Linked DNA regions of Homo sapiens: region 1 is linked to region 2. Evidence: chromatin contacts called from ENCODE Hi-C or POLR2A ChIA-PET data. All regions are on one chromosome and are shown on one strand. The core of a region is the stretch at or near the end of the contact, and the rest is flanking DNA. Distances in the headings are between cores, read along the strand shown. Region 1 has its middle 13 kb from the start of ZNF552. Region 2 holds the start of USP29 (ubiquitin specific peptidase 29).

Region 1 (3,273 bases), core at 774-3,273, 680 kb after region 2:
TGTAATTTATGAATTGTTGGTGATTGTAACATAGCTTAGTCTACATTTTTTTATAGTTACCAGAATGATGTGGATTTAAATTCTGCAGCTATTTGATTTTGTGCTTTAAACTTATCGGGCACTTCTCACAGGACCTTAATAGCATTTATGTAAACCTGAGGATTAAAGGACTCATACGTTTTTCTTGGCCTGTGGTGTTTTGTTTTTACCTTTGTAGATTGATGAAATGCCAGGATGAAGGGGATACCCAATTGGATTACAGCACAAGTACTGCTCCAATTATTTGGCAGAGTGTCCAGTAAAGGTCTTCCACTTACCACTATACATTTGTTTGGGGATGGCTAAGCATGGACTGATGGGCAAAGTCTTGGAAAGGCTTGAGCTCTTTCCATCATCGTTTAATGCTTCCAAGGAACACTAAATTTTCCTCCTGACCTGAGACGCACAAAGTAAACTTTGTGCATTCAGCATTCAGCATTCAGAGGTGGAAGCCGGATTGCCATAGGGGGCTGACCTGCAGGGTGTTAAATTTCAGGAAATAGCAGAGAGAGCTCAGTATGTTGGATTATCCCAAGCAATGGGATTTTGAAAAAGAGCCACCATACAGTCCTTATCTGAGTGGAAAGGGGATAATCTGGGATTCTGGCCTACTGTGCGTACAAGTGTAATAATCGCTTTTATTTGAAGTGCTAATGGATTATTTAATCCATTTCAGCCAGGCATTTGCATCTTGATATTTTGTCTTGACAGCGAAGGTCTGTCTGTCTTAGATCTCTTATTTTTACAAGACACCTTAGTTTTACCAGATGTAGGAGCAACTGGTGTGGGATCTAGATCTGAGGCAGCTTAAGAAGGGAAAGATGAGGGAATAATGTGTATTTTTAAAATAACTGGGGGGTCTTTTTTATTTATGTTAATTTTTTTTTTTTTTTTGAGACGGAGTCTAGCTCCGTCACCCAGGCTACAGTGCAGTGGCGCGATGTCAGCTCACTGCAACCTCCGCCTCCCGGGTTCAAGCAATTCTCCTGCTTCCGCCTCCCAAGTAGCTAGGATTACAGGCACCCACCTCCGCGCCCGGCTAATTTTTGTATTTTTAGTAGAGATGGGGTTTCACCATCTTGCCCAGGCTGGTCTCAAACTCCTGACCTCAGGTGATCCACCAGCCTCGGCCTCCCAAAGTGCTGGGATTACAGTCATGAGCCACCACGCCCAGCCTACTTATGTTAATTTTTATACCATAGAAGCGACTAAGGGCGTGTCTAGAGTTCCTTAAGGTGGAGGTGGTGATAAAGAGAAAGACAGGGTTATATTGACAAGGCTGACAGTAAGAAGGGGTAGTCCTTTTAGTGAAATAGATGAGGGGTTTTAGGTCTGCACAAACCTTTTTGTGGAAGTCTAACTTTGCTATTGGGTAGTTTGAGTGATGCAGTCCTATTTACTACAATGTTGCCAGGCAGTAGGAGCAGAAAATTGGTGTCTTGGCTGCAGGTCATTACAACAATGAGTGCTAGGAATAACTGTGTCAATTAAAGGGCTGGGATATAAATATTTGTGTGAAAAGGCTAGCTGCTGTTGATCTTTTACATTTCTACAAGGTATGACAAAGCAAGCATTAAAGGCAATAGTCTGAGTGAGTCAGACTTAGTTACATTAATAACAAAGGAGCTAATAACAGAATAAGAAAAGGAAGCAGTATAGAAGGTATATGAAAATTAATCTTTCTTTAACTTAGTAGGGCTTGATCCTAGTACAGTAACCCATGATTCTGAGAGGAAGATGTTTTCTTGACTTGAGTGTGGTGGGTCCATTTTTTTTTTTCCTCAGCTGTGTGGACGGCAGTCTCAGGGGTTAACAGCGTAAAATAGGGTTCTTCCCAGGCTGGTTTGAGTTTTTTCTTTCTAGCTTTTGATGAGGACGTGGTTTTCAGGCTGGTGCTGGTGTACTGGAAATTCTAGGGGTGGTACCTGTGCTAAAAGACTTTTAGGTCCGAGGGAAGTGAAAGTGGAAGATAAATTAAGTATAGGATTTTTGCTGCATATTCTGGGGCCTTAGGCGTCATGGTGTCACCTCCTGCTCCATTCTTGTTCAGCGCCACCCAGGGGAGGCTGCAGCCCTGCCCCTTCTTAATGTCTTGGCCTTCTTGTGGCCTTCACCACCCTTGCTCACTGTGGCCTTCAGGATGAGGGGCCTTGTGACTTACCTGGCCATCTTAGGGCCTTAAGAAAGCTAAATACCATTGTATATTTGTCAATTTTTTTGTATGATTTTATATCAAATAAGTTAAATTTTATCTTTAGTGGCCAGGCGCGGTGGCTCACGTCTGTAATCCCAGCACTTTGGGAGGCTGAGGTGGGTGGATCTCCTGATGTCAGGAGTTCGAGACAAGCCTGGCCAACATGGTGAAACCCCGCCTCTACTAAAACTAAAAAGTAAATAAATAAATAAATTTATCTTTATATTAATATGCTACTAATATTAAACTTAATTTTAGTAAGATCTTATAGACATTATCTAATTTTAATGTCTGACTATAAGGCAAGACTTTTACAGACTGTTTTTATAATTTTTGTTAAAGAGCACGTTGGTGCTTTAAGAAAAATCTATCGTGCTTTAATTTTAACGTCCAGTTCACAGAAAAACTGGATGACACCCTTTTAACTTTAGCCAATATGTTTACACACAGAATTTGATACCCTCTTAACTTTAGCCAGTATGTTTACACACAGAATTTCCTTGACAATTAACATTTTAAAACTTGCTTAAACCTTTAAAACAAAAAAATTGTCTTAACCTTTAGTGTAGGTAAAAATCCATATTCTTATGCCTCCTTGTAATCTTATTAAAAGTATATTTTATTTTTCTTACATACCTTGTAAACTGTTTAATAATAATTTTATATCCAGGAGGCCTAATTACTTTTAAATTATACAGTATTTATTGCATACATTCCCTTTTATAGCTTTTCTTACGACTTTCACAATCTTCAACATGTCTTAACTTTCTGCCTTCCTTTTACACTATTTTTTTCCTAGTTTCACCTCCTTTGTCTTCTTTTGATTTCTGTCTCTTCCAGTTTCTCTCTTACTCTTTCCTTCTATTTCTTTCTCTCATTTGCACTCTATTTTCCGCTCTCTCATCCCGTTTCCCTTTCTTCTCCGGACTTCTCCCGCTCCTGCCGCAAGCAGGGCTGGGCCACCGCACAGGCCCCGCCCCCGACCCCGCGCTGCTGTTTTTCTTTTTTTTCCCCCTGATTTCCCCTCTTACTTTTTTTTT
Region 2 (4,987 bases), core at 2,134-4,633:
CTCCCGGGTTCAGGCGATTCTCCTGCCTCAGCCTCCCCAGTAGCTGGGACTACAGGCGCCCGCCACCATGCCTGGGTAATTTTTTGTATTTTTAATAGAGACGGGGTTTCACCGTGTTAGCCAGGATGGTCTCAACCTCCTGACCTCATGATCCGCCCACCTCAGCCTCCAAAGTGCTGGGATTACAGGCGTGAGACACGGCGCCTGGCCAATCCCAGGTATTTTTTCTATGCAAATATACAGAAGGCTGGATGGATAAACAGATAATACATGTAAATACTTAAATTAGAATGTGGCCCAGGAGAACATGAACTCCATGAGGTCAGGGATTTTTGTTGGCTAGGTTCACTTCCACATCTCCTGTACCTAGAGTAAGGTTTCTCAGCCTGGGCACTACTGACATTTGGGCTGGATAACTCTTTTTGTAGGAGATTGGGGTGGGTGGGGAGCGTGCCATCCACTGCACTGTAGGATGCTGAGTAGTGTCCTTGGCCTCTACCCTGGCAGAAGCATCCATGTGACAACCAAAACTGTCTCCAGACATTGCCAATTGTCCCCTGGGGGCAAAACTGCCACCAAGTGAGAATCACTAACCTAGAAAAGTGAGTGTTCAATACACAATAAGTGCTTGTTAAATGTATTACACAACCGGAAAATGATGTAAGGGCAAGTTAAAAAGTAATGCAAACTGGCCGGGCACAGTGGCTCATGCCTGTAATTCCAACACTTTGGAGGCCGAGGTGGGCAGATCACCTTGAGGTTGGGAGTTCAAGGCCAGCCTGGCTAACATAGTGAAACCCCGTCTCTACTAAAAATACAAAAATTAGCCAGGCGTGGTGGTGGGCACCTGTAATCCCAGCTACTAGAGAGGCTGAGGCAGGAGAATCAATTGAACCCAGGAGGTGGAGGTTGCAGTGAGCCTAGATCCCCGCCATTGCAAGTCAGCCTGGGCAACAAGAGCAAAACTCCATCTCAAAAACAAACAAAAAAAAAAGTAATGCAAACTCATCTGGGTTTTGGTCATGTCCTGCATCTCCTGAGGAAGGGCAGAGGGCTGAGGAGCAGTCCTTGGGAAGCACAAACATGTGAGAATCCAGGTTGGCTCTATGCCCTACCCAGTAACGTAGCCCCAAATCTCTGCCTTAGCTGACATGGGGGCACACTGAAGTCTTGTGAAGGGTAGAAGGGACCATGTTGAGGCAGGGACAACCTTGCCTACAGGTGATTCAGGTAATCCCACAAGTTCAGCCACAGAAAACAAGCATGACCATGTGCAAAGACTTCCACGAGACCACTTGTCACAGGGTTGTTTTAATTCAAGCAACATCAACATACACCAGAAACTTGTGAAGAAAATTATGGCACATTTGTATAACTTCAGTGTCAAGAAGCCAGCGGTATTTTGCAGATAATGCAAGGTCTGTAGATCGAAAATTAAGTTGGGTGTCTTCCTTTAGTGTACAAACACCTTGGATGTTTGAGGAAATCCAAAGACAAGGTTCTAGGCATTTTATACGTGTTAACTCATGTATTATGTTAATTCTCACAATAATCCTTTGGAACTAGTACGATCACCATCCCTGCCTTATTGAGGAGGAAATGGGGTACAGAGAGCTTAAGCAACTTGCCAGTGTCATGCAGCAGGGAAGCGCTGGAGGCAGGGCTCCAACCCACGCAGCCTTGCTGCATGTTTGTGGAATGAACACAGGACTCAGGCACACAACCATCTGGCTGAGGCTCCATGAGCAGCCAGGAGCCTGGTCCCAATGCAGTCTCCTTATAGGCACAAATGGGGTGCCCCTTGAGACAGGAATAATAAAGGTGGTCACAGGAGAACGGAAAATTCCAGGCAACAGTTTCACATGACTAGCAAAGGAAACCGTTGAAATCGCTGCGTAAGCTAGGGGCGGATAAGACTCTGAAAACCAGGGTGTGGGCCAAGCTGGCTAAAGCCGACTGGACCCAACATGGTGCTGGATTCGACCCGTTTCACCTAGGACCTCTCATTATGTGCTCATTAACATACTAAGTCACACACCCACTGTGACAGCTCTGGGGAACACCCGTATTTAGTATAAAAATGTGTGGCACCGCAGTACCAAGAAATGTTTACCTTTTTCCAAGAATCTTCATGAATATTCCACCCCTTGGTTAAATAAATATTTAAAGGTAGCTCCAAACCCCGCTGGGCGTGATGCTCTGTGGTATGCCTGCACTTTTCTTTCTTCAGTACGTACTTATTCCCGTCGCAATGAATCTCCACACTTTGTTCTGCTCATCCATGAATTCCTTCTCACGACAGTGTCAAGAGCCTGGACACCAGTCAGGGTCGAGGCCTCACCAGCATCTTGGGGCCTCACTGGGCACAGACGCGTGAGCGCCCGGCCTGCAGACCTGACTCTGGCAGCCGCTCAGGCCCTCAGAGGGAGAGATGGAAGCTGGCAGGACGCAGTTGCTACCGCGCGGACCCGGCCCCCGACCAGCCTTGGCCCCTCGCGCGCCGGGACAGGGCCACAAATGACTGCACCTGGGCTTCGCTGGCCCAGGCACCACGCGACTCTAAGCGCGCCCAAAGCGACCCTCTGCGCAAACTACCCCCGGGGACGACGTCACCCGTGAGGTCCCGCGGCGCCTCCTCCTAAAGCTCGGCTGGGAAACCGTCCGCTTCCCCAAGACTTGGGGGCTTGTGGCCGAGTTGTTTTAGTTTTCCTGTAGGATTCACGGGTGGCTGAGGCAAACACGCTTGAAGGCCTAAGACTTTTAAGTCTCTTCCGCACCCTCTCTTCTGTCTCTTCCACCTGGAGGATGACCGCTTTTTTGGGGGTTTTGTTGTTGTTTTGAGACGGAGTCTCGCTCTGTCGCCCAGGCTGGATTGTAGTGGCGCCATCTCCGCTCACTGCAACCTCCGCCTCCCGGGTTCAAGCGATTCTCCTGCCTCAGCCTCCCGAGTAGCTGGGATTACAGGCGCCCACCACCATGCCCGGCTGATTTTTGTATTTTTAGTAGAGACGGGGTTTCGCCACGTTGGTCAGGCTAATATCAAACTCCTGACCTCAGGTGATCCGCCCTCCTCGGCCTCCCAAAGTGCTGGGATGACAGGCGTGAGCCACCGCGCCCGGCCGGGATGACTGTTATTAACAATTCCCGGCGTGGTTTCTAGCACCAGCCCACCTACCACACCCCACCTCGCTTGAGGCTGAATGGGTAACAGGATGAACCCGCCCCTGGGCTGGTTTTCTCTGAACCCTAACTCCTGCCGTTACGCCCCACCAGCTCTAGGCCAGGAACTCTATGTGCCCCGGCCACGCTAGAGCCCGTACCTAGACCCGTAGGTCGGGAGGCCTGCGCCCGGCACTGCGCAGACGCAGCGTGCTGTGCCCAGAACTCTTCTGTTCCCAGGAGAATCAGGGGAGTCGGCGCCGGAAGGGGCGGGTCCGAGCTGAGATTTCCAGAGCCATGGGAGCCGGAAGTCCAAGGAACTGTACCTCCATCATGACGACTCCGGTTACGTAAAAACATTCAAACAGAAAATGCTGGCCAGGCTCATGCCTGTAATCCCAGCACTTTGGGAGGCCGAGGCGGGAGGATCGCTTGTGCCCAGGAGTTGGAGACCAGCCTGGGCAACATAGTGAGACCCTCCCCCCACCCATCTCTACAAAAAATTTTAAAATTAGCTAGCTGAGATCATGCCACTGCACTCCAGCCTGGACAACAAAGTGAGACTATGTCTCAAAAAAATTTAAAAATTACCCACGCCTGTAGTGTCAGATAGTCAGGAGGCAGAGGTTGGAGGATGACTTGAGCCTTGGGGATCGAGGGTGTAGTGAGGTATGATCGCACCACTGCACTCCAGCCTGGGCAACAGAGCAAGACCCTGTCTCAAAAACTATATAAAAGAAAAAAGGGCTGGGTCGGTGGCTCACGCCTGTCATGCCAGCACTTTGGGAGGCCGAGGCGGGTAGATCACCTGAGGTCAGGAGTTTGAGACCAGCCTGACCAACAAGGTGAAACCCTGTCTCTACTAAAAATACAAAAATTAGCTGGCCATGATGGTGGGTGCCTGTAATCCCAGCTACTGGGGAGGCTGAGGCAGGAGAATCACTTGAACCCCAGAGGTGGAGGTTGCAGTGAGCCGAGATCACACCACTGCACTCCAGCCTGGGCGACAGAGCGAGAGACTCCGTCTCAAAAAAAAAAAAAAAAAAAAAAAAACAGAAAAAAGGCCGGGCACGGTGGCTCACTCCTGTAATTCCAGAACTTTGGGAGGCCAAGGCGGGCGGATCAGGAGTTCGAGACTGCCTGGGCAACATAGCGAAACCCCGTCTCTACTAAAAATACAAAAAATTAGCCAGGCGTGGTGGCGGGCTCCTGTAATCCCAGCTACTCAGGAGGCTTAGGCAGGAGAATCACTTGAACCCAGGAAGCAGAGGCTGCAGTGAGCCGAGATCACGCCATTAAACTCCAGCCTCGGTGACAGAGTGAGACTCCATCCCCGCTCCGCTCCCTCACCTCCCGCCAAAAAAAAAAAAGAAAATGCACTGCAATAGAAAAATAAAAGTACTACACTTTGGTCAAACAGGGTAACTACTAGAACGTAAAATGATCTTTTTGAAACTATCCACATTTGTTACACGTGTTGAAAATGTAGGATATATATGTTATATATATACTTATATATGTTATATATACTTATATATGTTATATACTTATATATGTTATGTACTTATATATTATATATACTTATATATGTTATATCTACTTATGTTATATACTTATATATGTTATATATACTTATATATGTTATACATACTTATATGTTATATATACTTATGTTATATACTTATATATGTTATATATACTTATACATGTTATACATACTTATATGTTATATATACTTATATATGTTATATATACTTATATATGCTATATATACTTATATATGCTATGTATACTTATATATGTTATATATATACTTATATGTATGTTA

The links. A loop is a pair of places that touch in the nucleus more often than their neighbours do. ChIA-PET counts read pairs that join two places held with the same protein, here RNA polymerase II (POLR2A). Pooled maps may share reads with other maps.
Region 1: POLR2A ChIA-PET joins it to region 2 with 11 read pairs in T-cell. The contact joins the enhancer-like site here to the promoter of USP29 in region 2. A Hi-C loop is called at or near these places in 7 of 50 pooled maps. POLR2A ChIA-PET finds 5 or more read pairs at or near these places in 2 of 52 experiments (AG04449 and T-cell).

Annotation. Positions count from the first base shown.
Region 1 is chr19:57,800,413-57,803,685 of GRCh38, forward strand. No RefSeq gene overlaps it. Among named protein-coding and RNA genes, the nearest start is that of ZNF552, 13 kb to the right of the region's middle. RefSeq lists enhancers at 1,913-1,972, 2,143-2,192, 3,173-3,273 and a silencer at 1,989-2,283. Within about 2 kb of position 2,024, at least 16 of the 41 ENCODE cell types and tissues checked have a DNase peak (open chromatin) inside an H3K27ac peak, as active enhancers do.
Region 2 is chr19:57,116,602-57,121,588 of GRCh38, forward strand. It overlaps USP29 (ubiquitin specific peptidase 29), which reads left to right and starts at 3,384. Exons shown (of 4, transcript NM_020903.3): 1 at 3,384-3,628.